Linked DNA regions of Homo sapiens: region 1 is linked to region 2. The links are chromatin loops, found by intact Hi-C in ENCODE. Cell type or tissue: heart right ventricle. All regions are shown on one strand. Links, peaks and the distances in the headings refer to the core of each region. The heading gives the core; the rest is flanking DNA. Region 1 has its middle 120 kb from the start of LINC02748. Region 2 has its middle 91 kb from the start of LINC02748.

The links. Peaks named below come from ENCODE experiments on the same cell type or tissue, not always from the same donor. Only the 100,000 strongest peaks of a DNase experiment are listed, where the experiment ranks them.
Region 1: a loop joins it to region 2, with 7 times the contacts of the local background. A loop is called at or near these places in 21 of 110 quality-filtered maps.

What each region holds. Positions count from the first base shown.
Region 1 is chr11:91,033,320-91,049,860 of GRCh38, reverse strand. No RefSeq gene overlaps it. Among named protein-coding and RNA genes, the nearest start is that of LINC02748, 120 kb to the left of the region's middle. In heart right ventricle, for the core only: a CTCF peak has its summit at 8,047; no DNase peak of the experiment used is centred there.
Region 2 is chr11:91,240,532-91,257,072 of GRCh38, reverse strand. No RefSeq gene overlaps it. Among named protein-coding and RNA genes, the nearest start is that of LINC02748, 91 kb to the right of the region's middle. In heart right ventricle, for the core only: CTCF peaks have their summits at 8,462 and 8,680 (motif pointing right); no DNase peak of the experiment used is centred there.

The DNA.
Region 1 (16,541 bases), core at 3,898-11,897, 210 kb after region 2:
TCTTTTCATATACCTGTTGACCATTTGCAAATCTTGTTTTGAAAAATGTCTCTTCAGATCTTTTGCCCATTGTTTAATTAGGTTATTTGTTTTCTTCCTATTGAGTTGAGTTCTTTATATATTTTGAATATTAGCCATTTATCAAAAATATGGTATGCAAATATTTTCTCCTTTTTCTTACATTGTTTTTTCACCATGTTTATTGTTTTCTTTGCTGTGCAGAAGCATTTTAGTTTGATACAATCCCATTTGTCTATTTTGTTGTTGTTGTCTGTTCTTTGAGGGTCATATCCAAAAAATCCTTTCCAAGACCAACATCATGAATTTTTTCCCTATGCATTCTTCCGGTAGCTTTTCAGTTTCAAGTAATACATTTAATTGTTTAATAAATTTTGATTGACAAATTTTAGAATTGTTTTTCTCTTTCTGTGAAAAATATAATTGTAATTATGATTGAGATTGCATTGAATTTATAGATTGTTTTGGGTAGTAGTGACATTTATAACAATATTAATTCTTCCAATCCATGAACATGGGTATCTTTCCATTTATTTGTGTCTTCTTTGATTTCTTTAATCAGTGTGTTACAATTTTCAGTGTAGAGATCTTTAATCTCCTTGATTAAATTTACTCCTCAGTATTATTTCTTTGTAATTACTGATAATGGGAGTCACTTCTTAATTTCTTTTTCAAATGGTTTATTGTTAGTATATACAAACGCTACTATTTTCGATGTTGAAAATTCTTTAATATTGGATAACTCATCATGTTATCGGTGGAAGGTATCCAACTTACCAGCAGCAAATCTGGGGTCTGCAGCAACCTCAATTATTGCCTCCTCAGAAGAAGAAATTCAATTGAGGGGCATACGGCAAAAAAAGAAGCCCAAGTTTCAGAGTAGGAGTGGAAATTTATTTAAAAAGGCTTTAGAACAGGAGAGAAAGTACAGTACAGTTGAAAGAGACCCTAGCACATGACTTGAAGGACAATTGCAATTTTTAACCATGATCCTGGGACTTTATAGGCTGGCCTCTTTCCCATGATTTTTCCCTTAGGGTGGGCCGCCCACATGTGCAGTGTCCTCCTTACTCTTGGGAGGTGAGCACGCACACTGTGTTTAGGAAGTGTAGGCATGCCCATCTGAGGCTTTCTTCCTTTGCTGTGGTGTGCCTCCAGAAGGTCATACTCTGCCATTTTGTCTCTTCATGTGTAGGCCCAGGAATTTGCTTTTCCTTGGTGTCTGCATGCAATTAACACTTTAGTACCACAGGTGTGCACCATCAGGAATTGGCCCCTCCCTGGCTCAGGCTGCCAATTTATCACTTTTATAGATAATATGATAATTGCCAAACAGTCACCTGACATTCCCAGTGGGTCAAGGGAGAGCCCTCCCCTGTCCCGCTCATGCCTGTTTAAATAATTGTGACAATCATATGTCATTTCTATCAATATCATCATTCAGCTTAATTCACTTTGTCTTTGGGATATTCAAAATCATGTCATAACACCACTTAAAAGCAGCCAAGTTATGTTTGGGGGTGATATGGTTTTGATATTTGTTCCCTCCAAATCTCATGTTGAAATGTGACCACCAATGTTGGAAGCGGAACCTAGAAGGAGGTTTTGGATCATGGGGGTGGATCCATCATCACTGGCTTGGTGCTGTCTTCATGGTAACATGTGAGTTCTCACTCTGTAAGTAATTTTGAGGACTGTTATTTAAGAGTCTGGCATCTCTCTGCACCATCTCTTGCCATGTGACATGATGGCTCCCCCTTGCTTTCAATCATGATTTTAAGCTACCTAAGGCCCTCACCAGAAGCAGCTGACAGGACCACACTTCCTGTATAGCCTACAAATCTGTGAGCCAAAATAAATTACCCATGCTCTGGTATTCCTTTATTACAATGAAAAATGCCTGACGCTGGGAGTAAGATATTCTTTTGCTGAAAATCTAAATTTCATAACATAGAAAACAATTATCTTTAAATTGATATTTTAAACTTGAAGGATTTCTTTTGTAAAAGAGAGCTAATGCCTATATTTGAGATTTTATTTCTTAATATAAGAAACATAATAAGGTCTTTGTACCTTTTAAAGAATACAGTTAGATGACAGAAGAAGAAAACAAAACAAAACAATGAGCTATACCTGAGGCTCTGACTCTAGCACTTGGAGTTTAAATCGAAGAGGCAGCCTGAAATGAGAAGCCCGGACAGCTCTGTGCCTTGTCTTACAGCATCAGCCTGACCTCAATGTAAATTGTCTTTAGATAGTGGGGTCAAATGAGAAAATTTTTAGAGAAGTAAAGAAAACACAACTTTAACTAGAAGACGGCTGCCCCTGGGGATTCATTTGAATCTTTTGAAAGCTTTACTTGTCTACTGTTGAGAAAGCATGAAAAGAGATATGCCTCAACCATTCATGTCTCTGTTCTCAATAGATACTACTCTGCGAAAGAAAGAACATATTTTTGTATTCTGGCTTTAAGAAGGTCAAATTTGATTTCATTGTAATGTCACTATTACATGCATTGCCCGGCAGAGGAGAAAGGAAAATGTTTAAATGAGGACAAAGTCCTAGGGTACTCCCCTCGTTATGGAATAAGTCTGTTGCTCACAGGATTGAAAAATGTATTGGGACTCACTTACAAATAGAGTATAGTACAGGTTATATTTTAGTTGAATAATCACATCAAAATTAAAATAAATATCCAGATAGGGACAGGACAATAAAAAAAATAGTTGGCAAATATTGTTAAGGACTTAGAAAAATATCCAAGACTGTCAACATTATGCACCAACAATATTTAGAGAATTTGTATGTATTTTCATTACTGATTTGTCAACACTGATACAGGATTTGACCTGACATTACTAATGTCATCATTAAGATTCATAATCTTTCAACTTGCAAATAACAGCAATATGAAAAGGACTGCTAAAAAAAAGTGCTGGCTCTTTCTAGAAGTAAAAAAAAAAAGTATAAAAATCTAAGAAAAGCATGAGATCCTGAAAATGACCAAATAAGAAATGAGACTAGGCTCCTAACCCTGATTTTGGTCTAACACGTGGCCTTGGGCCATTAACCTCACCTCATGGAACTTCAATTTTATATAAAATTGAGGAGAGAAAAGTTTATATGTTCAATACTGTTTTACATGCATTACCTTCTTTCTAAGGAAAGTATGATTTTTTCTATTTTATAATTATTAGGAATAAGGTTCAGAAAGTTCACATGCCTAGGAAAGTATACCCAGTGAGTCGCAAAGTTAGGTTTCTAACCCAGTTACATTAGACAACAGAAGACACATTACTTACATTATATTAAAGATACTTACTAAGGAAGTGAGTTTTTTCCTGAATATTTATGCAACATAGATAATACGTAACATATGCATGATTCTGGTAGCCAAGTAGTAAACATAACAGGCGTATTTGACTGCAATTTCATATTATTGATGGGAAAACAAGCACCCATTAGAGGACTTCCGAGAGCCCGAGTAATTGTCCACATCCTAACATCTCCATAAAATCACTATAAATCAACGTGAAGAACAAATAAAATAATGAAAATCCACACTTTCAAGGAAATAATGCAAAATGAATTATCTGAGAACATAAAGAGTGAGAACAATCAGGCATATTCAAAAAAGAATTAACTTAGAAGAGGAACGAAGCAAAGGTTGTTCCCTCACTTTTTCTGGCTTTTATTCTAAGGGCAAACCATAGACACAACTTTTTGGACTTCTGAATTCCCAATGGAAAAACCATGGTATTTAAGCCTTAAGACTTCAAAATCAAAACGCGGAGTATCCACAATGGCTTGAAAGTGAAAGGAAAGTTCCAAAAGGGAACTTTTCATTCTCACTGTTATTCTGAGGTTTCAACAGATTTTACACATTTTATAATTTTTGCAAATTATGCGTGCCTGAGACAGACCAAAAACAGCCCAGCTAAGAATGAAAGAGATGAACTGAAGTCTGAACAGACATCCAAATGAGAGGTTAGATTTGAGTTTAAGCAACTTAATTGCCTACCAAAACAAATTAGAGAAAAATAAAACTTTGGTAGATTTATAATAGAATCCACAGTGTACAGGATACGATCAAAATTATTCAACATATTAAGAATATACTTAACTAAGGTGAACCAGATATTGAAGTTAGCAGCAAGTATTTTAAAGCAGCCACAATAATCATGCAATACTATAAAAGAAAATGTGTTCTCCATGTATTAAAAAATAGGAAACTGCAAATAGAAAAATAAAAATTATTTAAAAAGAATAAAAAGATTTTACAAGTAAAAATATCTATAATGAAATTTAAATATCTGAAAAGAGTTACAACATAGAAAATATGGGAGAGGAAAAAACCAATGATCTTGAAGGCAGAGCAATAGAAGTTACTCAATTTGAGCCAGAAAGAGAAGAAGAAAGAAAATGAAATGCAGAATCTGTGGAAAAATTTCAAGAGTTTAATATGTATGCAACTGACAATCCAGAAGAGAAGAGACACAATAGGATTAAAATTAATAAAAATAATTAAAGAAACATCATAGAACATTAGCCAAATTTTAGTGAAATACATAAATTTATTCATGAAGCTCATCATACACCAACAGTATATATAAAGAAAGAACAGTATACACTGAGAAACAAAGATAAAACAAATTGTTCAACAACAAGAGAATAATAACACCTTACAACAAATTGGCAAAAATTAAAAATCTTGATTTTGTTAGTAATGCTTTGGGGAATCAGGTACTCTAATATTGTCTTTGTGAGGCTGCAAAGTAGCTGAATTTTTATAGAGGCAAATTTGCCAATATTTGAAATGTACACGTGTATTTACCTTTGGTCTACTAGCAATTCTACTTCAAAGACTTTATCCTGAATACACACCTCCAGAAAATATACAATGTTATTATCTGCAGAATTATTTGTGATAGTAAATTATTGAAACAAAAATTCATTTGCCCATCTAAAAAATAGTTGAATATATTAGAGAAATGTGCACCTGTAAAAAATAAGAATGATCTTTGTGAATTACTGTGAAGCTTTCAAAATATAATTTTTAGTGAAAAGTTAAATTATGAAAAATAGAGACATGATAGATGAAGATACTTATCTATACATCTATATGCATAGTATATCCATAAGATACTAGCTACTAAGGGAAAAATGATAACTATACACTAAAGTAACCTATCAGAAAAGACATGAACCAAAGGATCTAATACACAACATCACCATTAATTGATCAATCAGCAAAAGTGTTATTATGCACCAACGACACATCACTAATGTGGTCTCTCTGCAAAAAGTGCATATCATGAATCTTATTATGAGGGAACATCAAAGACAATCTGTGTTCAATTTTACAAAATTAGTAATTTTCATTCATTATAAATACCAGAAAAAGGAAAGACTGAAGTTTGCTAGATTAAAATGCACTGAAGAAACAAGCAATGCATGATCTTGCCTTGTATCGACAACCAGAATAAAAGCATAAATAAAAGTATAAATCACAATATTAGAAATGTGATGATAATTAAATATGGACTATGAATTAAATAATAATACTCTTCATTTTAATTTATATGATTTTCACAATTTTACTATTATGTAAAAGAAAACTCTTAAGATATAGATAATATATTATATATTATCTATATCTTAAGAGTTTTCTCATACATATAATTACCTTTTCTGATGTGTTGTATCCTCATTGGTGAAATTGTATGATAGTTCCTTATCATCTTGCAGATGTAATATCTGAATAATAAGATATATATTATATACATATATTATATATATGTGGGAAAACTCTAAATTCCACAGGAATGTGAATGTGGGTCATTTGAGAGTACAGAGAATATGCTTGTGCTTTCCAAGATAAAAAGTAACTGCAGAAAAAATCAAATGACAGAATATGAAAAAAGGACACCTGGAGCCAAAATAATTTGGGAATTATCAGGTCTTGATTACAAGAGGACATGCTTGGCCCAGTAATGTCATGAAGGGAATGGAAGTGTAAGCTCCTTGCTGACTAAAAGTGTAGGCTGTAAGTCCTAAAGAATATTTGAGATTTGGAAATTGAGTGTTTCATTCCATTTTCTTCCATGTAGAATATGCCTCCCTTTCATTTTAGTAACTCGTGTCAAGATGTAACAGTAGAGTGCAGGAGCAAGAGATTTGTAGTCAGGCAGTGCGGACTTGAACCCACCTCATAGTAATTTTGTGAATTTTCTCAAATTCCCTGACTTTTCTGAGCTCCTGATCTGTAAAATGGGGAAAATAGCAATTTCTTCCTGCTTGTGAGGCTAAGTTGTAATAATGTATATAAATTACGTGTATATAAATATTAATAATTTAAACTGTGTACCATGTCCATTCATGTGGACAGCCCCAGGATGCCTACCTGATATGGTCTGGCTGTGTCCCCACCTAAAACCTCATCTTGAATTGTAATCCCCATAATCTTCATAATCCCCACGTGTCAAGGACAGGACCAGGTGGAGGTATTAATAATTGGATCATGGGAGCGATTTTCCCCATGCTGTTCTCATCATAGTGAATCTTACTAGATCTGATGGATTTATAAACTTCTGGCATTTCCCGTGATGGCACTCCCTCCATCCTGCTGCCCTGTGAGAAAGGTGCCTGCTTCTCCTTTGCCTTCCACCAATGATTTTAAGTTTCCTGAAGCCACCCCAGCAATGCAGAACTGTGAGTCCATTGAATGTCTTTCCTTTATAAATTACCCAGTGTTGAGTATTTCTTTATAGCAGAGTGAGAATGCACAAATACACTACCTCTTACCAAATGTTTGAGATGTTAAAGAGGCAAAGTTTTTCTCCTGTCTTCGAATATAAACTTCTAAATATCAATAAAGAAGGTAGGTGAAAAAAATGAAAGAAAATATTGATACTAGTAACTTGTATTATTTTTCCTATACAGGGCTTTCCCACACACATATCCCAAATTGTATAAGATTCAGGCTATACAAACCCTGCATCAGCCTTCTTATGGGATCATAATTTCTATCCTGGGGAGCTGAAACGCCTCTTCGGTGTATGCAAAGTTAATTACTTTTCTGATCTGTTGTATCTTCATTGGTGAAATTGTATGATAGTTCCTTATCATCTTGCAGATGTAATATCTGAATATTGAAAAAACTGAATTAAAACTATATATAATTGTTTACATGTTAACTGTAATTTTTGATGTGGCTTACCTCCAAATCTCTGGTTCAATTACTTCAGGACATTGGTAGAATGGCATGGAAGTGAGGAAAATGCTTTTTTGCTAGTTAATACAAGTAAGTGTTATTTTATTTTAAGATGTTATTAATAGCTCACTTGTTTTGAAACAAGCCATGATTTGGTTTTGTTGTACTGGATTTCTTTTAATTGTTCTACACTGTCTTGTAATCACTGACATGAACTTGAGAGACAGAGAAAGGAAATATACAGTTCAAGGTCTTCAAGTAGAGCAGAGAATAAGAAAGGGTATGGATTCAGTGTCCTATAACCTAGATCATCCACCTTGACTAATTGACAAAAAGATTTTATATATTCAGATAAGACACATTAACAAAAGGAAGCTTAGAAATGTACTTCCCATGCAGAATACGTGGCAATAAAATAACTCCTTAAGATGCAAGAGCCGAAATTTTACCAATACCAGATGTATGGCAGATTTAAGAGAGAAAACCAAGTGACAAATATACCCCATATTTGATACATTATTGACAAATTCTATAATACCTGCTATGTCACAAAATGTTTAGATAACTGTTCATTAAATGTTTAAAAATCTCTTATCTGCCTGACCTCTCAGACATCCAATGTGACTATGTTAAGTGATAGAAAAATCATGCCACATTGTTTTTACAGAATCCTGGATTTGGAAAGGAAATTTAAACCATTTGTTTACTGCACCTCAGAAATATAATCTATTCTCTATAACTGTGCTCCATTGAACACCAGTATTTGGTAAAATACTGACAAGTGTTTCTACATTATAAAGCAGGCCATCTTGTGGTTGAATGATCAAATTCAGCTATAAAGTACAGTTTACTAATATTAATGCAAAATCCCTCTACCATCCAACTAATCATATTTTTTTGTAGTAACTTAAACACTTCTCCTTTATCTAATTTTTTTAAATGTATGCTGTAGTGGATATTGTGGTTATTCCCTCAATATCCATTCTGCTCCATCCCATTGTATAGCAACTATACTTACTGAATGAGGTTGACTTCAGCAGGACCCTGAGGGTTCTAAGCCATCACTACTGTCTCCAATGCCTCATCTTAGTCCTTCTCACTCTCATCTCACTTCGAGTCTCCTAGAATCACTTGTCTCCTCCCTGATTCCAATCCATCCTTCATGGAACCCATTCTTCGGCAGCCCAGATGATCTTCAGTAGCACAAATCATACTGTTACTTCTCTGTTTTATTTGTGCACAAAATTCTACAACTGTTTTGCATTGCTCTTTGAATAAAATCTATTATGTTTTTCATGGATTGCATATCCACAATGTGACCCACTTTCTTTCTACATTCCTAGACTCATCTCATAACATTCCACAACTAAACCAGTATTGCCTGGCCACAACAGCTTCCTTTTCCTTTCAGTGAAGAACTCAGCTTTTTCTCTACAGATAGAATGTTGCAGTTGTCATTCTTTTACCTGGATTTATTTTCCCACAGCAGTTCATGAGTCTCATTCATTCTCATTTTTCAGATGTGAACAAAATGTAGTTCCTTAGAAGAGTTCCATGACACACTAGTATTACTAAAGTACTCCCTCCGGGGTACTGTATTTCTTGTTCACCAGTTTATTTTTTTAATGGAACACTGCATAAGAAATAATAATATTATATGATTCTTAACTTTTAAATTAAATATCTCACCCACTGGGAATGTGAGCTGCATGAAAATAGGGGATATTTTTGTTCTCTTCACTGCTTTGAAATGAGCACTTGAACAATGACTTTTATATTGTGTTTTGTTACACACCAACACATAATTGTTAAATGCTGAATAAATGAATGGAACTAGCATATAATATTTTATTATTCCTATCAGTCATATTACTAAATAACAAGTATAAATTTGTATAGTAGATAGAGGGCAGTAGTAATAGGAGACAGTGCTTCTAATAGCACATCACAAAATATTAAATTATTTTCACTAACACCATCAGGGTACAGTTTAGCATGAAACAGTAAATTAATCACCTGTCCCATTTAGTATTCCTGACTACACTAGCCTATAATAATTTCTACCTGTGAGCATCCTTAGCCTTTGCTAAATATACAACTCATTTGATATTGGCACACACTGTCCTTTGATATCAAGTATATTAATGCAAATTGCTCTCACATTTATAATTGCTTCATGTTTATAAGAAAGTGTCACATATAAATTCTAGCCTATTATGAGCTGTTATAACCTTCCAAAGCATTCTGAAATATAGGCAATGCTAATCACTAGTAAACACTAGTTTAAGACATAGTAGAAGCCAGAGGAATGAAACAAGGGAATAAGGAGAAATGTATTAAACATTTCCTATTAGCCACAATGCTAAGCATGAATGAGTGGAGTAAACACTAGTTTACTAAATAGTAAATAAATATTTTACTTGGCCAGGTGTGGTGGCTCACACCTATAATCCCAGCACTTTGTGAGGCCAAGGTGGGCGGATCACAAGTCCAGGAGGTCAAGACCATCCTGGCCAATATGGTGAAACCTTGTCTCTACTAAAAATACAAAAATTAGATGAGCATGGTGGCGCATGCCTGTAATCCCAGCTACTTGGGAGGCTGAGGCAGGAGAATCGCTTGAACCAGGGAGTTGGAGGTTGCAGTGAGCTGAGATTACGCCATTGCATTACAACCTGGTGGCAGAGTGACTCTGTCTCAAAAAAAAAAAGTATTTTACTTAATGAATATTTTAGTATTGCTTTGATAAATTAGATGTTTGTACTTTTCTTGGGGACCTTCCTTACCTTTTTCAATCATAAAGCCTATCAAAAAAAAAAAGATTTTTATTTTTACATGTGTCCTTCTATCCTCATTTTCTTCTAAGTGTAGAAACCAAAATTAAACAAAGGAAGATAACTTAGAGGTTTTCATTTCACAAATCTCTTTTCACTCACACTAGGTATTGTGCTAAATTTGGAGATATAGCTGGGAACAAAACAAATGACTTTTTTATTGAGATATACACTTTACTTAAGAAAGTAACAAAAAAACAAATACATACATTAGACAGAGTTTTTATGTTTTACTTTTTATGAGATGGAGTCTTGCTCTGTTGCCCAGGCTGGAATGTGGTAGTTTGATCTCATCTCACTGCAACATCTGCCTCCTGGGTTCGAGCCATTCTCCTATCTCAGCCTCCCAAGTAGCTGGGATTACAGGCACACACCGGCATGCCTGGCTAATTTTTTGTATTTTAGTAGAGACAGGGTTTCACCGTGTTGCCCAGGATGGTCTCGAACTCCTGAGCTCAGACAATCCACCCACCTCGGCCTCCGAAAGTGCTAGGATTACAGGCACGAGCCACCACGCCTGGCCAGAGTTTTTATTTTTTTGCTTTTGAAGGCAAGTGTGAAATGATCCCTTTTGTTGAACTGATGGAGGAGTCTAGGCTTTAGTCGAATAATCCCACAGGAAAACCAAGTTGGCCTGTATAATAAGATTGCGCTAGAAGGAGAAACAAAAGAAGCAGCCTATGAGGACTGTTTGTGAGCAAGCTTAAGAGATCTTGGATTTAGGGTGAATGTTTTTATTAGCAGCTGTGTTTGAAATCTACATTGAGAATAAAAGTTGAAGAATATATATTTCTGAAAAGTTTTGCAACGTAACTAATTTATCATTAAAATATTTATTTGACTTTTTTTCATAAGTGTCCTTGGTTGCAGCAGTGATGTTCTATTGAGCCTAGTAGCACAAAGCCTAAATGGGTTACATTGAGTTAGTTCATACTTAGCATAGTAGCTGATAGGTAATATTTAATAAATTGGTCTTCTACCCTTGTTTCATTCCTCTGGCTTCTATGATGATTTAAACAATCATGATTCTTTATGGTTAAAAAGCTTGCTAAGCATGTCATAGAGACCTACCTCCATTTCTCCCTCCTGCCTCCTAGTCTCTCTTTACTGACATCCTCCCTGATATGGTTTGGTTCTGTGTCCCCACCCAAATCTCATCTGGTAGCTCCCATAGTTCCTACATGTTGTGGGAGGGGCCTGGTGTGAGATAACTGAATCATGGGGGCAGGTCTTTCCTGTGCTCTTCTTGTGATAGTGAATAAGTCTCATGAGATCTGACAGTTTTAAAAACACTGGTTTCCCTGTACGAGCCCTCTCTTTGCCTGCGGCCATCCATGTAAAACATGACTTGATCCTCCTTGCCTTCTGCCATGATTCTGAGGCCTCCCCAGCTGCTTGGAACTGTAAATCCATTAAACAGCTTTTCCTGTATAAATTACCCAGTCTCAGGTATGTCTCTATCCGCAGCATGAAGATGGACTAATACACTGCCTCTTTGCTTCCTAATATTTCTTAAACTCTTATAGTGGATCAAGCAACACAAATTTCCCAAAACATCAAAATAATAAATGGAATTCCTTCATAGATATTTTGAATCTCCCAAGGTCTTCAGTGTTTCATTTAACCTGACAGTCCCCTAGTATTTTCTCAGAGTCCTTTTTATACTCATCATAAATTATGAAGTTTACGTTTGTTTCTCAAAGCAAAGCTAAGTTGATAACACTTTAATTTCCAAAATTATAATTTTTTTCTTCTTTTAGAAAGATGAATATACTATTAACCTCATCTGTTTCTTGGTTTGACATTTTATGAAAGTGTCAATTACCTTCTTTAGAAGATCTCAGGGGGCCTTGCCCTACTCACAACTGAATAATTAGAACTAAATATTAAGATACTGTACTCTCTATATAAATATCTGTACATGGGTGATGTGAGTATATAGGAGAAAGACACAATTTAATAAACTCTGAGAATATCATAGGCACCAGGCTGAAAACTACCTATAGTTTTTTGGGTTTAAATACATTATCTTTTTTTTATTTTTTGTTATTATACTTTAAGTTCTAGGGTACATGTGCACAACGTGCAGGCTTGTTACATATGTATACCTGTGCCATGTTGGTGTGCTGCACCCATTAACATGTCATTTACATTAGATACATCTCCTAATGTTATCCCTCCCCCTTCCCTCAACCGCACGACAGGCCCCGGTGTGTGATGTTCCCTTCCTCTGTCCAAGAGTTCTCATTGTTAAATTCCCACCTATGAGTGAGAACATGCCGTGTTTGGTTTTCCATCCTTGAGATAGTTTGCTGAGAATGATGGTTTCCAGCTTCATTCATGTCCCTACAAAGGACGTGAACTCATCCTTTTTTATGGCTGCATAGTATTCCATGGTGTATATGTGCCACATTTTTTTTAATCCAGTCTATCACTGATGGACATATGGGTTGGTTCCAAGTCCTTGCTATTGTGAATAGTGCCGCAATAAACATACATGTGCATGTGTCTATAGCAGCATGGTTTATAATCCTTTGGGTATACACCCAGTAATGGGATGGCTGGGTCAAATGGTATTTCTAGTTCTAGATCCTTGAGGAATTGCCACACTGTCTTCCACAATGGTTGAACTAGTTTACAGTCCCACCAACAATGTAAAAGTGTTCCCAATTCTCCACATCCTCTCCAGCACCTGTTGTTTCCTGACTTGTTAATGAATGCCATTCTTGCTGGTGTGAGACGGTATCTCATTGTGGTTTTGATTTTCATTTCTCTGATGGCCAGTGATTATGAGCATTTTTTCATGTGTCTGTTGGCTGCATAAATGTCTTCTTTTGAGAAGTGTCTGTTCATATCCTTTGCCCACTTGTTGATGAGGTTGTTTGCTTTTTTCTTGTAAATTTGTTTGAGTTCATTGTAGATTCTGGATATTAGCCCTTTGTCAGATGGGTAGATTGTAAAAATGTTCTCCCATTCTGTAGGTTGCCTGATTACTCTGATGGTAGTTTCTTTTGCTGTGCAGAAGCTCTTTAGTTTAATTAGATCCCATTTGTCAATTTTGGCTTTTGTTGCCATTGCTTTTGGTGTTTTAGTCATGAAGTTTTGAACATGCCTATGTCCTGAATGGTATAGCCTAGGTTTTTTTCTTGGGTTTTTAAGGTTTTAGGTATAACATTTAAGTCTTTAATCCATCTTGAATTAATTTTATATAAGGTGTAAGGAAGGGATCCAGTTTCAGCTTTCTACATATGGCTAGCCAGTTTTCCCAGCACCATTTATTAAATAGGGAATCCTTTCCCCATTTCTTGTTTTTGTCAGGTTTGTCAAAAATTATATGGTTGTAAATGTATGGTGTTACTTCTGAGGGCTCTGTTCTGTTCCATTGGTCTATATCTCTGTTTTGGTACCAGTACCATGCTGTTTTGGTTACTGCAGCCTTGTAGAATAGTGTGAAGTCAGGTAGCATGATGCCTCCAGGTTTGTTCTTTTGGCTTATGATTGTCTTGGCAATGCAGGCTCTTTTTTTGGTGCCATATGAACTTTAAAGTAGTTTTTTCCAATTCTGTGAAGAACGTCATTGGTAGCTTGTTGGGGATGGCATTGAATCTATAAATTACCTTGGGCAGTATGACCATTTTCACGATATTGATTCTTCCTATCCAAGAGCATGGAGTGTTCTTCCATTTGTCTGTGTCCTCTTTTATTTCATTGAGCAGTGTAGTTGCATTGAGTGAGTTGTAGTTTTCCTTGAAGAGGTCCTTCACATTACTTGTAAGTTGTATTCTTAGGTATTTTATTCTCTTTGAAGCAATTGTAAATGGGAGTTCACTAATGATTTGGCTCTCAATTTGTCCATTATTGGTGTGTAGGAATGCTTGTGATTTTTGCACACTGATTTTGTATCCTGAGACTTTGCTGAAGTTGCTTATCAGCTTAAGGAGACTTGGGGCTGAGATGTTGCAGTTTTCTAAATACACAATCATGTCATCTGCAAACAGGGACAATTTGACTTCCTCTTTTCTTAACTGAATTCCCTTTATTTCTTTCTTCTGCCTGATAGCCCTGGCCAGAACTTCCAACACTATGTTGAATTTAAGTGGTGAGAGAGAGCATCCCTGTCTTGTGCCAGTTTTCAAAGGGAATGCTTCCAGTTTTTGCCCATTCAGTGTGATATTGGCTGTGGGTTTTTCATAAATAGCTCTTATTATTTTGAGATATGTCCCATCAATACCTAGTTCATTGAGAGTTTTTAGCATGAAGCGCTGTTGAATTTTGTCGAAGGCCTTTTCTGCATCTATTGAGATAATCATGCTCCTGAAGGAAGCACTAAACATGGAAAGGAACAACTGGTACCAGCCACTGCAAAAACATGCCAAATGGTAAAGACCGTTGATGCTAGGAAGAAACTGCATCAACGAATGAGCAAAATAACCAGCTAACATCATAATGACAGGATCAAATTCACACATAACATTACTAACCTTAAATGTAAATGGGCTAGATGCTCCAATTAAAAGACAAGACTTGCAAATTGGATAAAGAGTCAAGACACATCAGTGTGCTGTATTCAGGAGACCCATCTCACGTGCAGAGACACACAAGGTCTCAAAATAAAGGGATGGAGGAAGATGTACCAAGCAAATGGAAAAAAAAAAAAAAAGCAGGGGTTGCAATCCTGGTCTCTGATAAAAGAGACTTTAAACCAACGAAGATCAAAAGAGACAAAGAAGGCCATTATGTAATGGTAAAGGCATCAATTCAACAAGAAGAGCTAACTATCCTAAATATATATGTACCCAATACGGAAGCACCCAGATTCATAAAGCAAGTCCTTAGAGACCTACAAAGAGACTTAGACTCCCACACAATAATAATGGGAGACTTTAACACCCCACTGTCAATATTAGACAGATCAACGAGACAGAAAGTTAACAAGGATATCTAGGAATTGAACTCAGCTCTGCACCAAGCAGACCTAATAGACATCTACAGAACTCTCCACCCCAAATCAACAGAATATACACTCTTCTCAGCACTACATTGCACTTATTCCAAAATTGACCACATAGTTGGAAGTAAAGCACTCCTCAGCAAATGTAAAAGAACAGAAATTATAACAAGCTGTCTCTCAGACCACAGTGCAATCAAACTAGAACTCAGGATTGGAAACTCACTCAAAACTGCTCACCTACATGGAAACTGAACAACCTGCTCCTGAATGACTACTGGGTATATAATGAAATGAAGGCAGAAATAAAGATGTTCTTCGAAACCAACGAGAACAAAGACACAACACAGCAGAATCTCTGGGACACATTTAAAGCAGTGTGTAGAAGGAAATTTATAGCACTAAATGCCCACAAGGGAAAGCAGGAAAGATCTAAAATTGACACCCTAACATCACAATTAAAAGAACTAGAGAAGCAAGAGCAGACACATTCAAAAGCTAGCAGAAGGCAAGAAATAACTAAGATCAGAGCAGAACTGAAGGAGATAGAGACACAAAAAACCCTTCAAAAAATCAATGAATCCAGGAGCTGGTTTTTTGAAAGATCAACAAAATTGATAGACTGCTAGCAAGACTAATAAAGAAGAAAAGAGAGAAGAATCAAATAGATGCAATAAAAAAGATCCCACAGAAATATAAACTACCATCAGAGAATACTATAAACAGCTCTATGCAAATAACCTGGAAAATCTAGAAGAAGTGGATAAACTCCTAGCCACATACACCCTCCCAAGACAACCAGGAAGAAGTTGAATCCCTGAATCCCTGAATAGACCAATAACAGGCTCTGAAGTTGAGGCAATAATTAATAGCCTACCAACCAAAAAAAGTCCAGGACCAGACGGATTCACAGCTGAATTCTACCAGAGGTACAAAAAGGAGCTGGTACCATTCCTTCTGAAACTATTCCAATCAATAGAAAAAGAGAGTATCCTCCCTAACTTATTTTATGAGACCAACATCATCCTGATACCAAAGCCTGGCAGTGACACACACAAAAAAGAGAATTTTAGACCAATATTCCTGATGAACATCGATGCAAAAATTCTCAATAAAATACTGGCAAACCGAATCCAACAGCACATCAAAAAGCTTATGCACCACAATCAAGTTGGCTTCATCCATGGGATGCAAGGCTGGTTCAACATACACAAATCAATAAATGTAATCCATCATATAAACAGAGCCAAAGATAAACACATTATCTTTAAAGCAACCCTGTGGAATAGGATCCATTATACTGTTTCAAAGATGGGGAATAAGCCCAGAGAGGTAAAATACTATACTTAAGTTGGCATAGTTTGCACTAATTGAGTAGCGGCTTGAATGCAGGTCTATAGCCTGGACCAATACACTATCCATAGTAATGAAAGCAATTAGGTATTACTAGTGCAAGCAAATGTCAAGCCCAGTAGGCCAGGGAGAATACTTAGTACTTTGTGTATATTAAATATTTTAATTTAATTCT
Region 2 (16,541 bases), core at 4,799-12,798:
TGCATGTGTCTTTATAGCAGCAGGATTTATATTCCTTTGGGTATATACACAGTAATGGGTTGGCTGGGTCAAATGGTATTTCCAGTTCTAGATCCCTGAGGAATCACCACACTGTCTTCCACAATGGTTGAACTAGTTTACAGTCCCACCAACAGTGTAAAAGTGTTCCTATTTCTCCACATCCTCTCCAGCACCTGTTGTTTCCTGACTTTTTAATGATCGCCATTCTAACTGGTGTGAGATGGTATCTCATTGTGGTTTTGATTTGCATTTCTCTGATGGCCAGTGATGATGAGCATTTTTTCATGTGTTTTTTGGCTGCATAAATGTCTTCTTTTGAGAAGTGTTTGTTCATATCCTTCGCCCACTTTTTGATGAGGTTGTTTTTTTCTTGCAAATTTTTTGGAGTTCTTTGTCAGATGAGTAGATTGCAAAAATTTTCTCCCATTCTGTAGGTTGCGTGTTCACTCTGAAGGTAGTTTCTTTTGCTGTGCAGAAGCTCTTTAGCTTAATTAGATCCCATTTGTCAATTTTGGCTTTTGTTGCCATTGCTTTTGGTGTTTTAGACATGAAGTCTTTGCCCATGCCTATGTCCTGAATGGTATTGCCTAGGTTTTCTTCTAGGGTTTTATGGTTTTAGGATTTAAGTCTTTAATCCATCTTGAATTAATTTTTGTATAAGGTGCAAGAAAGGGATCCAGTTTCAGCTTTCTACATATGGCTAGCCAGTTTTCCCAGCACCATTTGTTAAATAGGGAATCCTTTCCCCATTTCTTGTTTTTGTCAGGTTTGTCAAAGATCAGATAGTTGTAGATGTGTGGTATTATTTCTGAGGGCTCTGTTCTGTCCCATTGATCTATATCTCTGTTTTGGTACCAGTACCATGCTGTTTTGGTTACTGTAGCCTTGTAGTATAGTTTGAAGTCAGGTAGTGTGATGTGCCTCCAGCTTTGTTCTTTTGGCTTGGGATTGACTTGGCAATGCGGGCTCTTTTTTGGTTCCATATGAACTTTAAAGTAGTTTTTTTCCAATTCTGTGAAGAAAGTCATTGGTAGCTTGATGGGGATGGCATTGAATCTATAAATTACCTCGGGCAGTATGGCCATTTTCATGATATTGATTCTTCTTATCCATGAGCATGGAATGTTCTTCCATTTGTTTGTGTCCTCTTTTATTTCATTGAGCAGTGGTTTGTAGTTCTCCTTGAAGAGGTCCTTCACATCCCTTGTAAGCTGGATTCCTAGGTATTTTATTATCTTTGAAGCAATTGTGAATGGGAGTTCACTCAAGATTTGGCTCTCTGTCAATGGTGTATAAGAATGCTTGTGATTTTGCACATTGATTTTGTATCTTGAGACTTTGCTGAGGTTGCTTATCAGCTTAAGGAGATTTTGGGCTGAGATGATGGGGTTTTCTAGATATACAATCATGTCATCTGCAAACAGGGACAATTTGATTTCCTCTTTTCCTAACTGAATACCCTTTATTTCTTTCTCCTGCCTGATTGCCCTGGCCAGAACTTCCCACACTATGTAGAATAGGAGTGGTGAGAGAGAGCATCCCTGTCAAAGGTCTAATATCCAGAGTTGAGTTTTTAATAGCAAAATTTTCATTAAATGTAATGAAAGAGCCAACTAAGTTATATGTATTTTATGCTTCTTAAAGTAGAAAAGGCTAAAATTTGTGACATGGTAATCGTCAAGAATTTTGCCACATCAGAAGCAGAGAGCACATTTAAAAAATCTATCTAGTTTTGTCCCTAAATCTATCATTGAGCAGCATGTCCTTCATGTTTTAGTTGATGTCATGCTATGTAGCAGTGACATGATCCTCCCATGAACATGACAAAGTGCTAGAAGAACCTCCCCAGACAACTTTCCTAGACTTCAGAGCAAATGTAAGTGTCTCTGGTGTCAGTTTGAACCCCAACTCTAATAGGCATGTCACCCTTGGACAAATTAAAGGGCTACAGATATGCAACTATATACAAAGTTGGAATAAAAATGCAACATTCACAAAGATCTATGGATAAGGATATATATATATACATATATATGTATATATATTCTAAAATAGTCTTTAAATAAATATTCTCATCATGTTCCCTTTCTTTTCTTCCAGTTTATTCCCCTCTCCTCTCTTCTGATTTAAGTGGAGAAGAATTTCAGAGATGGTTGTAGTTTCCAAACAGCCTGTGATTCCAGAATTTTTTTTTTTTTTTTTTTACTACTGAATTAAGTTAAATGTATGTGCTCCATGTAAGAACAAACAACTTCCTTGAGGAAAGATGCACCTCTTTGCACAGGGTTGTGCCATCTGGTCCTTGGCAGACCAGTGTGCAAAGATAGGGAGGAACATTAAGTTAAGCACAGCCAGAAAATGATGCACACAGTCCATATGGCTTTATGGTCTGCTCCCCGTATTTCTCTAGGCAGTGGTGACCAAAAAGAAAGCCGGGGAATAAGTTAATCTCGATTCTTTCTTCTAAACTATAAATTTTAAGAGGTTGGGTACTCTTCTTGTTTATTGTATTTACTCCTGAATGAGGTCTTATGATTGGATTGGGAGAGAATAAGTCCTTCACAATTGATTTTTATGGACCTCTTCTATTTGCCACTCTGAGGGTAAACATTTAAAGTTTCTGACAAGAAGAATTATTGTTTAATGGATGCAGAGTTTATTTTGCAAGATAAAAAAGTTCTGGAGATAGAGAGTGATGATGGTTGCACAAAAGGGTGAATGTACTTAATGTCACTGAACTGTTCACTTAAAAGTGGCTTAAATGCTGGGCGTGGCAGTGTGCGCCTGTAATGCCAGCTACCCAGGAGGCTGAGGCAGGAGAATAGCTGGATGAAACCCAGGATGCAGAGGCTGCAGTGAGCCGAGATCAAGCCATTGAACTCCAGCCTGGGCCACAGAGCAAGTCTTCGTCTCAAAAAAAAAAAAAAAAAAAAAAAAAAAAAAAAGGCTTAAATGTTGTATTTCATGTTATGTATACTTTACCACAATTAATTTTTTTAAGTTTCTGATCAGTAGGACTTAAGGGAACAAGAGTAAACAAATTCAAAAGCTAGCAGAAGACAAGAAATAATTAAGATCAGAGCAGAACTGCAGGAGATAGAGACACAAAAACACCCTTCAAAAAATCAGTGAATCCAGGAGCAATTTTTTTGAAAAGATTAACAAAATAGATAGACCACTAGCCAGACTAATAAAGAAGAAAAGAGAAAAGAATCAAATAGACACAATAGAAAATGATAAAGGGGATATCACCACTGATACCATAGAAATACAAACTACAATCAGAGATTACTATAAACACCTCTACGCAAATAAATCAGACAACCTAGAAGAAGTGAATAAATTCCTGGACACATACACCCTCCCAAGACTAAAGCAGGAAGAAGTCGAATCCCTGAATAAACCAATAACAAGTTCTGAAATTGAAGCAGTAATTAATAGCCTACCAACCAAAAAAAGCCCAGGACCAGATGGATTCACAGCCGAATTCTACCAGAGGTAGAAAGAGGAGTCAGTACCATTCCTTCTGAAACTATCCCAAACAACAGAAAAAGAGAGAATCCTCCCTAACTCACTCTATGAGGCCAGCATCATCCTGATACCAAAACCTGGCCGAGACACAACAAAAAAAGAAAATTTCAGGCATTGGCCTGTTCATCCCTGATGAACATTGATGTGATAATCCTCAATAAAATACTGGCAAACTGAATCCAGCAGCATATCCAAAAGCTTATCCACCACGATCAAGTCAGCTTCATCCTTGGGATGCAAGGCTGGTTCAACATATGCAAATCAACAAACATAAACAATCACATAAACATAACCAAAGACAAAAACTGCATGATTATCTCAATAGATGCAGAAAAGACCTTCAGTAAAATTCAACACAACTTCATGCTAAAAACTCTCAATAAACTAGGTATTGATGGAACATATCTAAAAATAATAAGAGCTATTTATGACAAACCCACAGCCAATATCATATTGAACGGGCAAAAGCTAGCAGCATTCTCTTTGAAAATCAGCACAAGACAAGGATACCCTCTCTCACTACTACTATTCAACATAGTATTGGAAGTTCTGGCCAGGGCAATCAGGCAAGAGAAAAAAATAAAGGGTATTCAAATAGGAAGAAAGGAAGTCAAATTGTATCTGTTAGCAGATGACATGATTGCATATTTAGAAAACCCCATCAGCTCAGCCCAAAACTCCTTAAGCTGATAAGCAACTTCAGGAAAGTCTCAGGATACTAAATCAATGTGCAAATATCACAAGAATTCCTATACACCAAGAATAGAAAAGCAGAGAGCCAAATCATGAGTGAACTCCCATTCACAATTGATACAAAGAGAATAAAATACCTAGGAATACAATTTACAAGGGATGTGAAGGACCTCTTCAAGGATAACAACAAACCACTGCTCAAAAAATAAGAGAGGACACAAACAAATAGAAAAACATTCCATGCTCATGGAAAGGAAGAACCAATATCGTGAAAATGACCACACTGCCCAAAGTAATCTATAGATTCAATGCTATCCCCATCAACCTACCATTGACTTTCTTCACAGAGCTGAAAAGATTGCTTTAAATTTCACATAAAAAATACCCCATATAGCCAACACAATCCTAAGCAAAAAGTAAAAAGCTGGAAGCATCATGCTACCTGACTTGAAACTATGCTACAAGCTTACAGCAAACAAAACAGCATGGTACTGGTACCAAAACAGACATATTGACCAATGGAACAGAACAGAGGCCTCCGAAATAATACTACACATCTACAATCATCTGATCTTTGACAAACTTGACAAAAACAAGCAATGGGGGAAGAATTGCCTATTTAATAAGTGGTGCTCGGGAAACTGGCTAGCCATATGGAGAAAACCGAAATTGGACTCCTTCCTTACATCTTATACAAAAATTAACTCAAGATGGATTAAGGGCTTAAACATAAAACCTAAAACCATAAAAACCCTACAAGAAAACCTAGTTAATACCACTCAGGGCATAGGCATAGGCAAAGACTTCATGACTAGAACATTACAAGCAATGGCAACAAAAGCCAAAACTGGCAAATGGGATCTGATTAAACTAAAGAGTTTCTGCACAGCAAAGGAACTATCATCAGATTGAACAGGCAACCTACAAAACGTGAGGAGATTTTTTCAATCTATCCATCTGACAAAGGTCAAATATCCAGAATCTGCAAGGAACTTAAACAAATTTAGAAGAAAAAAACAACTCCATCAAAAAGTGGGCAAATGATATAAACAGACACTTCTCAAAAGAAGACATTTATGTGGCCAACCAACATATGAAAAATAGCTCAACATCACTGGTCATTAGAGCAATGCAAAAAAAAAAAAAACACACACACAACTAGATACCATCTCACGCCAGTTAGAATGATGATCATTAAGAAGTCAGGAAACAACAGATGCTGGAGAGGATACGGAGAAATAGGAATGCTTTTGCACTATTTGTGGGAGTATAAATTAGTTCAACCGTTGTGGAAGACTGTGGCAATTCCTCAGGATCTAGAACCAGAAACACAATTTGATCCAGCAATCTAATTACTGGGTATATACCTAAAGGATTATAAATCATTCTACTATAAAGACATATGCACACATATGTTTATTGCAGTGCTATTCACAATAGCAAAGACTTGGAACCAACCCTAATATCCATCAATCATAGACTGGATAAAGAAAATGGGGCACATATACACCATGGAATACTATGCATTCATAAAAATAAAATGAGTTCATGTCCTTTGCAGGGACATGGATGAATCTGGAAACCATCATTTTCAGCAAACTAACACAGGAACAGAAAACCAAACACCGCATGTTCTCACTCATAAGTGGGAGCTGAACAATGAGAACACATGGACACAGGGAGGGGAACATCACATACCAGGGCCTGTCAGGGGGTTGGGGGTAAGGGGAGGGAGAGCATTAGGACAAATACCTAATGCATGTGAGGCTTAAAACCTAGATGGTGGGTTGATGGGTACAGCAAACCACCATGGCACATGTATACCTACTTAACAAACCTGCATAGTTCTGCACATGTATACTGGAACTTAAAGTTTAATAAATAATAATAAAAAGTAGTAGAAATTTAGGTGTGATGAGAAAATAACAATATTATCTAAAATAAAATGGGGAATGTGTGGTAGACAGGAGAGACCATGTTGGTAAAGTACATTAAGATTGGAAAAACACATCAGAATATTCACATTTTAAAACTGTATTATAAGAATATATATTTTTAATATACATCATGTATATTATAGGAATAGTCTATTACAAGAATAAAATTCTACTGTAAGGGAAAGAATATACAGAGATTTTCCTAGGATGGCATATAAACATAATCACAGAATGTTAGACTGGAGAAAATTATGATAAAGATATAAGCCATATATTGCAATCTCATTTTTACATATGAAGCAACAGGCTTAGAGAGATTCAATGACTTCTCCAAGTTCTTACGTTTTGTGAATGGCAGTCATGGTTAGTATTCACAAACTTTATAGTATATTCTTCCTAAGAAAGACCATACCTTCTATAGAAAGAAACAATAGAATCTCCTTCTATGACTAACTTAAAAAAAATTAGAAAAATCAACTCTCTTGTACATCTTAATAGTCAGAGTCTAAACATTTTGATTTATTTTAAAATCAGCAATAAACTAATCATGTATGAATCCATAAATAGCTTTTAATACTCTGAAATGTTTTTTATCTTATTAATGCTCATTTAATTGTATAGAAATGACATAAAAGACAAATACCTACAAAACTTGTGCATACAATGATAATTGCTGTGTAGCATAAGATCTTTAAATTAGAATCATTAACAGCTGGTTTAAAATATAGGAGAATAAATTGGATTCCATTACATGATCCATTTTCACATATAACTTGACTTCATAGTTAGGATGCTTTAATTCTTTCACCCTTTTCCAGTTTTATTCCCGAACAACGTTAATCTTGTTTTTACACCCAGTATGAAAGTGGTCACTGCTTACAATTCTCCTGTTCTTCTACTCCAGATTCTCTGGTTCTTTCATTGTTTGTCCCAGGAACTTTGCACTTGTTTTTGTTCATACCTAGAATTTTTTCTTGAGACTCCTGCAAAGCTGCCTCTCTCTTATTATTGATCTTCCACCTCAACTCTCACTTTATTAGAAAAGTTATACCTTTCTCACTTTATTTCAGTTTCTGCTTTCTGCATATTTTCTATTGCATCCCTTTTTTCACTTTACATACTACTTTTAACTATCTGAAATTTTTAATTTGATCATTATATGACTTCCCTCTAAGACTAAATTAAACATATGTTCTTTCAGTTTTTGGTTTTACTTGATTTCATTTCCCTACCTTCTCTAGGACATTTAGACTCTTTATCGTGGCATTGTGGGGCTGCTATTTCCTAAGGTAGACATTGCACTCACTAATACTGCCCAAGACACTTTCTTAGCATATCATCTCATTGGCTCATGTGAAGCCTGTATGCATTAAGGTTTTCATGCAAGTTGCTATAAAGACTCTTCTCCCAAATTCTATAGATATTTAATTAACTTTTAAGCAAATTTAAGTGAAGGACTTTATAATTAAGTGCCATAAGAATTTCAAAATATAAGCCAAATCCTTTAGCCATGTCCTTTAGAAAGTCTCTGTAGCGCTCATCTATCGAGAAAGCAGACAAGAAATCCAACATATAGCCCTGTTTAGTTTGCATTCCTTTTTACTTACTGAGCATACCTCATCACTTTAACTCCCCTGTGAAATTATGTTTCATGCATCTAGGAACTCTATATAATACCCATACAAAGGCTGCATTTTGAGTGGCTTGGGGAAATATTTTCAGAATCTTGTTTTGAAAGCAAAAAATATAATAGTGGTGACTCTAGGTGGAATGGCAAATTGCTTGTGTTATGTGTAAGGGAAGCTGTTGGCATGACTGGTGGAATGCTCTTTAGCTATTTGTGAATAAGAGATGCTGTTAATATATTAGATATGGTTCATCTTCCAACTCAACCCATGCCTAATTACACTGTATTGGAAGTTAAGTAGACACTGAAGTTAGGGATGTGGAATCACAGGCAGTGTATCCCCATTGTGATTTCTCCCTAGCACCACACAGTTGTGTTTTTTTAATACTGTAGGGAACTTCATAATTATACATTTTCTGCCTCTGAGAGATCCAGTGTATAATTACACAGTTCAAATACAACAGTGCTGGTTACTGTCAAATGCATGTAGCTACATGGGATTAAAATGTATTTAACCCTAATTGCATAGAAATTAGGTGTTTCTATGCAATGATGGGACCTATTACTTATTTTATTGTGAATGTGAAATGTGCAGGTATAATCTACTCCATTTATATGTGAAGGCAGTGTCTATCTCTGTATGTGACATTGTACAAGAATCCAGTTAGTGTAATGCTTTTGATATTTTAACACATACTTTATAAACATTATACAAGAAAATGAATAAAATCTGCAGTGGGATGTATCTTGGGTACATAGTGCATATTTATCACTTATATATTTTGGAGTTATTTTGCTGTTTTTTCTTTTTCTTTTTCTTTTTCTTTTCATTTAACAAGAACTGTCAGCTAATCTCATCGGTAAACACCAGATGGCGCTGCATTGAATATCATTGCCTTGGCAATTTTCCGTGAATGCTATAAACATTCTGGAGGTGAAGTGCATGTAAGAAATAATCTTGTCCAACTCTCATTTCTCAAATGAAAATACTCAAACTCATAGAGGTTACGTAATTTTTACAAAATTATGTTAAGTGTAAAAGTCTGACACTGCATTCACACCTTGCTGGGTTTTGCATATCCTATCCTATATTACTTGGGACCATGGTTTAGTTGCACTAAAGAAAAAGTAGCACAAGGATAATGGTCAAATTTTAAATCTATGATGTTTCATTTACTAGCTGTATGACAAGTGGGAAAGCCATTTAGCCATCTTCACCTTTAGTTTCCTCATTTGTGGAAAAAACGAAGGATTCAAAACATACTTACTTTATAGTTTTATGTTGATTAAATGTAAACTCTGTATTAAATAGCACAAAATATGCTACACAGGAGATGCTGTAGATATGATTCCCTAGATGAATTTAAGGCACCATACATATTTCCTCATTTTCATAATCCCAAAGCCTTTATTACATACTTAATTTTACTTTACGCTGTATTTAAGATAATTTACCTTTTGCTTTTTAGGAGCTTACACCACAACATAGATATTCTGATGTAGATATGTAGACGAACAGCAGAGTTCAAGTACTCCAAGGAAATAATAAGTAGAAAGATATTAGGCAGTGATGTGTGAAAGGGATATGGTGTTTCAGCTTGACCAGTGCAGGCAAGGGACAATGCAAATTAATTCTCAAGTGGGTTACTTAAAAGCAACTTCACAGGATTGGACTCTCAGACTGTCCACTGATTGGCTCTTTTAATCTCCACTTCAGCTGTGTTCAGCCCATGCATTCTACTCACATTCTTCACTATTACCGCATGCTGCAAACTCTCCATTAGAGCTTCTCCTTTGGATTTTGGTGTCATCTGCATTCTGAATCTAGTCTTTGACAATAGTTAGATTTATGTGCCTAGCCTGGCACTTTTCTATTGTGGCTCCAATTTATTTACATGTAAAATGAAAGGCTGAACTAGATAGATGGTGTCTCTCTGAAATTATGTAGTTCTATTTTTCTCCCGCTCTAGTCTCCAATGACAAACCTTCTCCCCTCCACACACACATGCAAACGTAAGCCTAGTCCAAATGTACTTTCTGGTGGGTCTCAAAGCTCTCTAAAGTGCCAGTATTGTATCTCTTGTCTTCTAGACATTGTTTAATCCTCTCCCACAGTCACAGTACTTTTTCATGTGACTCGTTGTGGCCAGTGAGATGTTAACAAAAGTGATGCAAGCAGAGACTTAATAAACACTTTTTTAATTGACTTGTCTTTTGGAAAACTCGTTTGCAAGCATGAGATCACCATGCAGGACTCATGCCAGAATTGTGGATAAATAGCAAGGGACCTAGACAATAAACAATTACAATAAACAAAATAAATAACAGACATATGGCTCACCCAGCTGTCCTATCCAGCCCCAGCCATTGAAGCCACCTCCAAATGACACCCTAGACCTTGTGATGCCCCCACCCTCATGTCCAGCCCTGTAGTGCTGCCCCATGGTGCCTCTACTCGTTCCAGTCCAATCTGTGGTAGAATCCAGAGATCCTGCAAATCTCTGACTGGTAGAATATAGAGCAAATAGAATGATGGATGTTTTCAAGCTATTAAATTTCTGAGTGGTTGTCACACTTCAGTTGATAACCAAAACAATGTGTAACCTTGTTGACTAGTTTTGGCTTAGCCTCTCTAAGCCTCAATTCCCTCATGTGCGAATGAGGGATAATAATGGTACCAATGTCACAAGATTAGGGTTATTAAGTGAGAATTCATGTTATTAATATGTAACAAATAGTGATTAAGGCAGTGATAGGAATAGAGAAAAATCTCAGTATATAATACTGGTTATTATTAAAGGAAAACACTGTCATGATTTGATAGATTTTGTCCCAAAAAAATCTCATTCAAGTAAAATTAAGGATTGGTTATTAGAAGGTTAATGAAATAACTGTAGTTAATCTGCACAGCTGGCAATTAGAAATTCCAGTGTGGCCTTTGTGACCCAAATATTTCCCAGTTCCAACTGCTGTTTAGTGTACCTGCTGATATTTTTTAGCTGTACCTTAAAAATGAATGGGAAGGACTTGGAGTTTTCTAAATGTTTGGGACTTCCAAAACTTCCCAGTTAATTGACACCTGTTTCTCTCACTCTATTGAAAGACACTAGGTCAAGAGATTAGTAGATTACTGGTGACATGAGGACCCACATTTTACTTCCTTGTTTCCCTTCTTTTTTTTTTTTTTTTACCTATTCCCTCCCTTCTAATTTCTTTATCCCAATCACATTTTCACCAGGTATAAAAACTTTTGCCTGCCTCCATTTGAGAACCAGGTTTGGGTGAAAGAAATGATGGGCTATTGCAAAGCATGTTTAGGTTATGTTATCATGGTGCTTTATTGCATTATAATTCTTTGTTATTATTACCATAATAATATGCTAACTATTTTACACATTTTGTGTATTAGAATACAGATGTAATAAAATGTATACATTATTACTATACACATATTATATATTAAAAACTGCATATCAATAATGTTAAATCACATGCCTGAAATAGCATAATGAATAAGATTTGAACTGGAACAGACAATCATCTATCACTGATGGCATTTTCCCCATGTATATAATTGGGACAATTGTACCTACTACTACAGTCATTGTGAAGATTTTTGGTAATAATACATGTAAATAGCCTATGATAGTGCCCAGTATAGAACTGTTACAGATCTACCTTCTTCCACTCTGGAAAATATTCCTCATCAAATATCCAGGACCTCGTTAGTGGTACTTTGTGTACATGAGATGATCCCATCATCAAAGACCATGAAAAGACCTCACATGAGTCCTTATGACAACTTAGCACTCTATAATGCACACCTGAATTACCTAATATATAAGTGATAAGATGAACATTTGCATTTTTATTTTTGGAGTTTGTTGTTAAATTACTGACCTGGATATCTCTTCTGCTGCAAGCACCATGCTCTGGAGTTTGTTAAGTCTCCTGTGCATTGTCGCTACTTCTATAGATCATTTCTGAGTTACTTTTTATTTCTACAGTAAATTAGATTGAAAGACTGCTAGTGCTGCTCAGTGCACCCAGGAGACAGCTGTAACTTGATCAGGGTCATGCAGCCAATCAGTAATGGAGGGAAGCAGAGGTAGGAGACCTCAGAGGAGAGTATTATTAGGCCAATGATAAGCTGTTATTTGGTCCTCTGGGGAAGCAGGTCATTAGGTAGGTATCAAGGCGAGTAACATGATGCACTTGCCTGAATCATATCACTGAGTGTCTCTTGGGAACCAAAGCATCATGCACCATGGCGTTCTCTCATTCTAAAACTGAGGCTGCTCTGTCGAAGGCAACTAACATTCTGTCCTTTCCCTGGTTTCCCTACTTCTTGGTAGCCATTCTTAGGTTCACTTAGATCAAGCGAAGGAGCCAGGACAAAGCCCTGACAGGCTAGCCTGGATACTTTCCTATATTTTATGTGTGTTTTCATAGTATCATAGAATCAAAAATTTTGAGGCCAGAGTTTAATATCATCTGACATGGCCATTTCACAATACTTAAATTCTCTCTGTAATAATTCTTTTGGTAAACATTTAGTCTTCTACTTCAACACATTTCTTGTAGGGAAATTCATTACCAGGTAAGTAGTCCATTCATTTCTTCAGATTTTTCTAATTCAATAAATATCTTGCTTTCCTTAAATTTTACTTATTTGTTTCTCTATTATCTTTTTGTCATTAATAAATCATCAGATATCTGAAGTACACAATCAAGACTTTTTCTCATTTTCACCACTCTTCATGCTTTCCAATGCCAAGGAAAAAAAAATCTACAGTTCTAGTAATTCTTTATTTCTCATGTATTATGGTTTTGAATTTCCTCATCAGTGTTATTTCACACACACAAAAAAAATATATATATATAGCCTTTGGAGTCAGATCCGGCTCCATTTCTAGCCATAGCAGTAGATTTGCGATTCAGTACAAGTTACTTAAATTTCATGCCCTTATTTCCTCTTCTGAAAAATGAGATGAAAATATTTTATAATTTGATGTTTCAGGCATTTATCCAACTGACTAGTTTCTTTGTTGGAGGAGCCATATCATATGGTTGATTGATTAGGAACTTATATCAACTAAATACCCTAGATTTCCTTTCCATTTTTTTTTTTTTGTCCTTAACTCTGACCTCCTCACCTCATACTTACATAATTGGTGTTCTAACTTAACACAGTTATTTTTACTTTTCTCAAGTTTTAACTCAAAAGATTCATCCAGGAATACAGAGATTTAAGAATTGTTTCGCTATTTCTGACTAGATAGCCATATGATTGGCATTGGCTCATATTTTTATTAGGGAGTATGTGGTAGGTTAGCTTGATTGCTTAATGAAGACTACAGAAACTAAGTGCAATCCTTGGGTGGGTAACTGTTGCAGTCAGAGACTAAGCAGGATCCCTGGCTAGCCTTCTTGCAATTGCACAACAATGGTGTCATAGTGATATATTGTGCCTGGATTCAAGACTGCAGCTCATAAATGAGTTAGGGTATATTTCATGTTTATGTGTGAAGAGCAAATGTTTCTTCAACAGTAGGGTCCTCATTTGAATTAGCATAGGATTTTCATTAAAATGGACATTTTACTGTTAATCTCATAATTCGTTTATTTTTTGGAACTGGTGATATGACCCCTGAGACTCCTTAAATTTATAAAACAGCAGCTTATTGCCACCCCTACTCCAATAACAAACAGGTGGGAGTTACCAGGACTGCTAGTAAGAGTGATATATGTATATGACTTTGCTTTATTTACTCATTCAAATGTACTTGCAAATTACTTTACTTGAGTTTCATTAAGAAATTTGAAGTGACCAACACATTCCACGGTGAATTTCTAAGTAAGTTTCTGGATATTCACCTGACCCATTTTAGGCTCTTTGTGGATAAGCCTGAGTTATATTGTTTGATTTTGGCTTTCTGCATTCCTTGGCAGGGTAGCTATTAATACAAACATCCCCCTTAGTTCATTTAAATAAATGTGTGGTGGTGCATTTTTGACATATTATCTGATGTTGCAATCTTCTAAAACTGTATAAGCTGTTTCACTATTACGTCTTGCTTCTGGCCTTATCGTATTTATAGTTTTCCTTTACCATCACCACTGTCTTTGAAAAATGTTTTATATGTTATCAAAACCTTTGTATGTCCTTAAAACCTTGTTTTCTTTCTGTAAGTCTCAACAGTTTATTTAATTCCAATATCTTGGAGACTAGCCATCTTATAAATTTTCCTAGATGAAATTTATGACATCCAAAAAGTGAGTTGAGTGTTGAATTGCCTGAAGGATGTGATGTTTTAAGGACTTCTTTTGTGGATATGAAGTCATGACTGGAATAGCAAAATCTTTATTTTGTGTCGAATCTAAGTTTGCTTCCATTAATAGGAAATTTGCTAGATAAACTGCATTTATCGTTAATATTTTTATGTAAAAAAGGCTTTCAATGTTTAGACACAATCTGTTTTCAATGCTTAGCAGTGTGTAATTGAATACCAGATGTTAAATACTTGCAAAGTAAATTTTTAATGCCTATTTCTCTATAGATCTGTGTACACTTAAAAATGTTAGTCACATATATTAACTCATTTACCATAATAACTCTGTAAGTGGTTATTATCACTTCAATTTATAGACGAGTATAACTAAGTCTAGAGAGGTCAAAGGATGGGCCTCAGGTCATTCAACTATTAAAGCAACTGAGCTGAGAGTCAAATTTTAGTTTTTTTGACTGTCAACAAAATGTTATTTCAATTCTGCTGGCTGTATATTTAGGAAAAGGTCTTATTCTTGGCCCTTAAGGGACAAAAGACTTGTATATAAATAAGACAATCCCCAAAATACCAGAGGTATAAGATAGAAAAAATAAATAAATGCTGAAAGATTGTTGCAAAATCAAATATAAAGAAAAAACTGTCCTCTCTTTACGATAACATTTATAAAAACAGATTTAATTTTGTGTCAATGTCCCTGCATCTCCTGGAAGATTATTAGCTCCCTACGTTCTCAAACCTCTTCTGCCCTTCTCACAGTTGTAGTCCCAGTGACTAGCGCTGTGCTTGGCACACAGTATGCAATTAATAAAGTTTGCCATATGAATGTGAAATGCGTGCTATGAAGGCACATAGGAATTTTCTCTTTCCTGAATTTGCAGATGAGAACCCCACAAAGATTATAAAATCTTAAGGAGCAAGGAGAAAATAGCCCATGATCTATGCTCAGCCCTAGGTTCCGATTTTGCCATCTTCCTTATTCCTTGAGTGAACATGAGCAATCCTAACCCAGAGACTTGCTGGTTTAATGAGGGTAATCATTTGAAAGTAAAAAATGCAATGTTCTCCTTTAAATTTTGTAATACACATTCTTTATCCTTCTCAGGTCTTGGCTTACATCTAACTAAGGAGAGTTTAGAAATGCAAAAATAAGGAATACAAATAAAACAAACAAAAACATATTTGTGACTTGTATTTAAAATTATAATTCAATAAAACAATTCTCCAAGTTTTATACAAAATAAGATTTTTCAAAATTCCCAAATTGCATTTTAAATATCAAATATTGAAGTTCTCAGATTATTGCATTAGCCAGAATGGAAGAAAAAGTAATTATATAGAAATGAATCAACCTTTCTGGCCAAATAGATTATGGAAAGGAAGACAGAGATCTAGAGAGTTAAATGCATCTCTATTTTGTTTCCTTATACTGGCTTAGACTCAGGGAATATGAAGATGCTAAGGATAAACGACAGCAGTACTATTGCAGAAGTATTTTTAGCCGCTGTCACTAGATTACGATTCTGGAAACAAATTATTTCTCTAGCAGCTATAACACCAAACTGGGATACAGCCATCTAAATTTGGCATTTCAGAGCTTTTTTCAGTTCCCAGTGACATGAAAACTGACATGAAAGCCAAGAAGATTCCATGGATTCTGCCCTGGTGGGAAGAGGCACCACTACCCCAGAGACCAGTGGGCCCACAGGTTTGATAAAGTAAAGAAGCTATGCAAGGATTTGCAGCCAGCAGGAACTAAAGTAAGACCTTCAAATGAAGTATCACCATTCTCTGATGAAACAACATTAGAAAGACTATGGGATGTAAACCCCAAATTTCAAGCATGGAGATCATTAATGCTCTCAGTGACCAGAAAAATACAGAATACAGTAAAAGGATATCAGAAGAATCTGAAGATCTTGTCCCTCTCAACTATAAAATAAGCCATAAAATTTCATAAACCACAACTCTTTCATAAAAAGCTAGATGTCTTTTTTTTTTTTTTTTTTTTTGAGACAGAGTCTTGCCCTGTCACCCAGGCTGGAGTGCAGTGGCATGATCTTGGTTCACTGCAACCTCCACCTCCCAGATTCAAGTGGATTCAAGTGCTTCTCCTGCCTCAGCCTCCTGAGTAGTTGGGATTAGAGGGACGGGGTTTCACCGCGTTGGTCAGGCTGGTGTTGAACTCCTGACCTTAGGTGATTTGCTTGCCTTGGCCTCCCAAAGTGCTGGGATTATAGGAGTGAGCCACTGCACCTGGCCTACATGTCATCTTAATGAAAGCATCAGGGTCCTAGAGAAAGAACTGATAAATTTTAATCATATAATAATATTACCTAGAGGGATTATTTAAACTACTTAGCAGGCTAAGTTTATCAAATGGGATTAAATGAAATTTCTTAATTTTCTTTTCTTTCTTTTTTTTTTTTTTTTGAGACAGAGTCT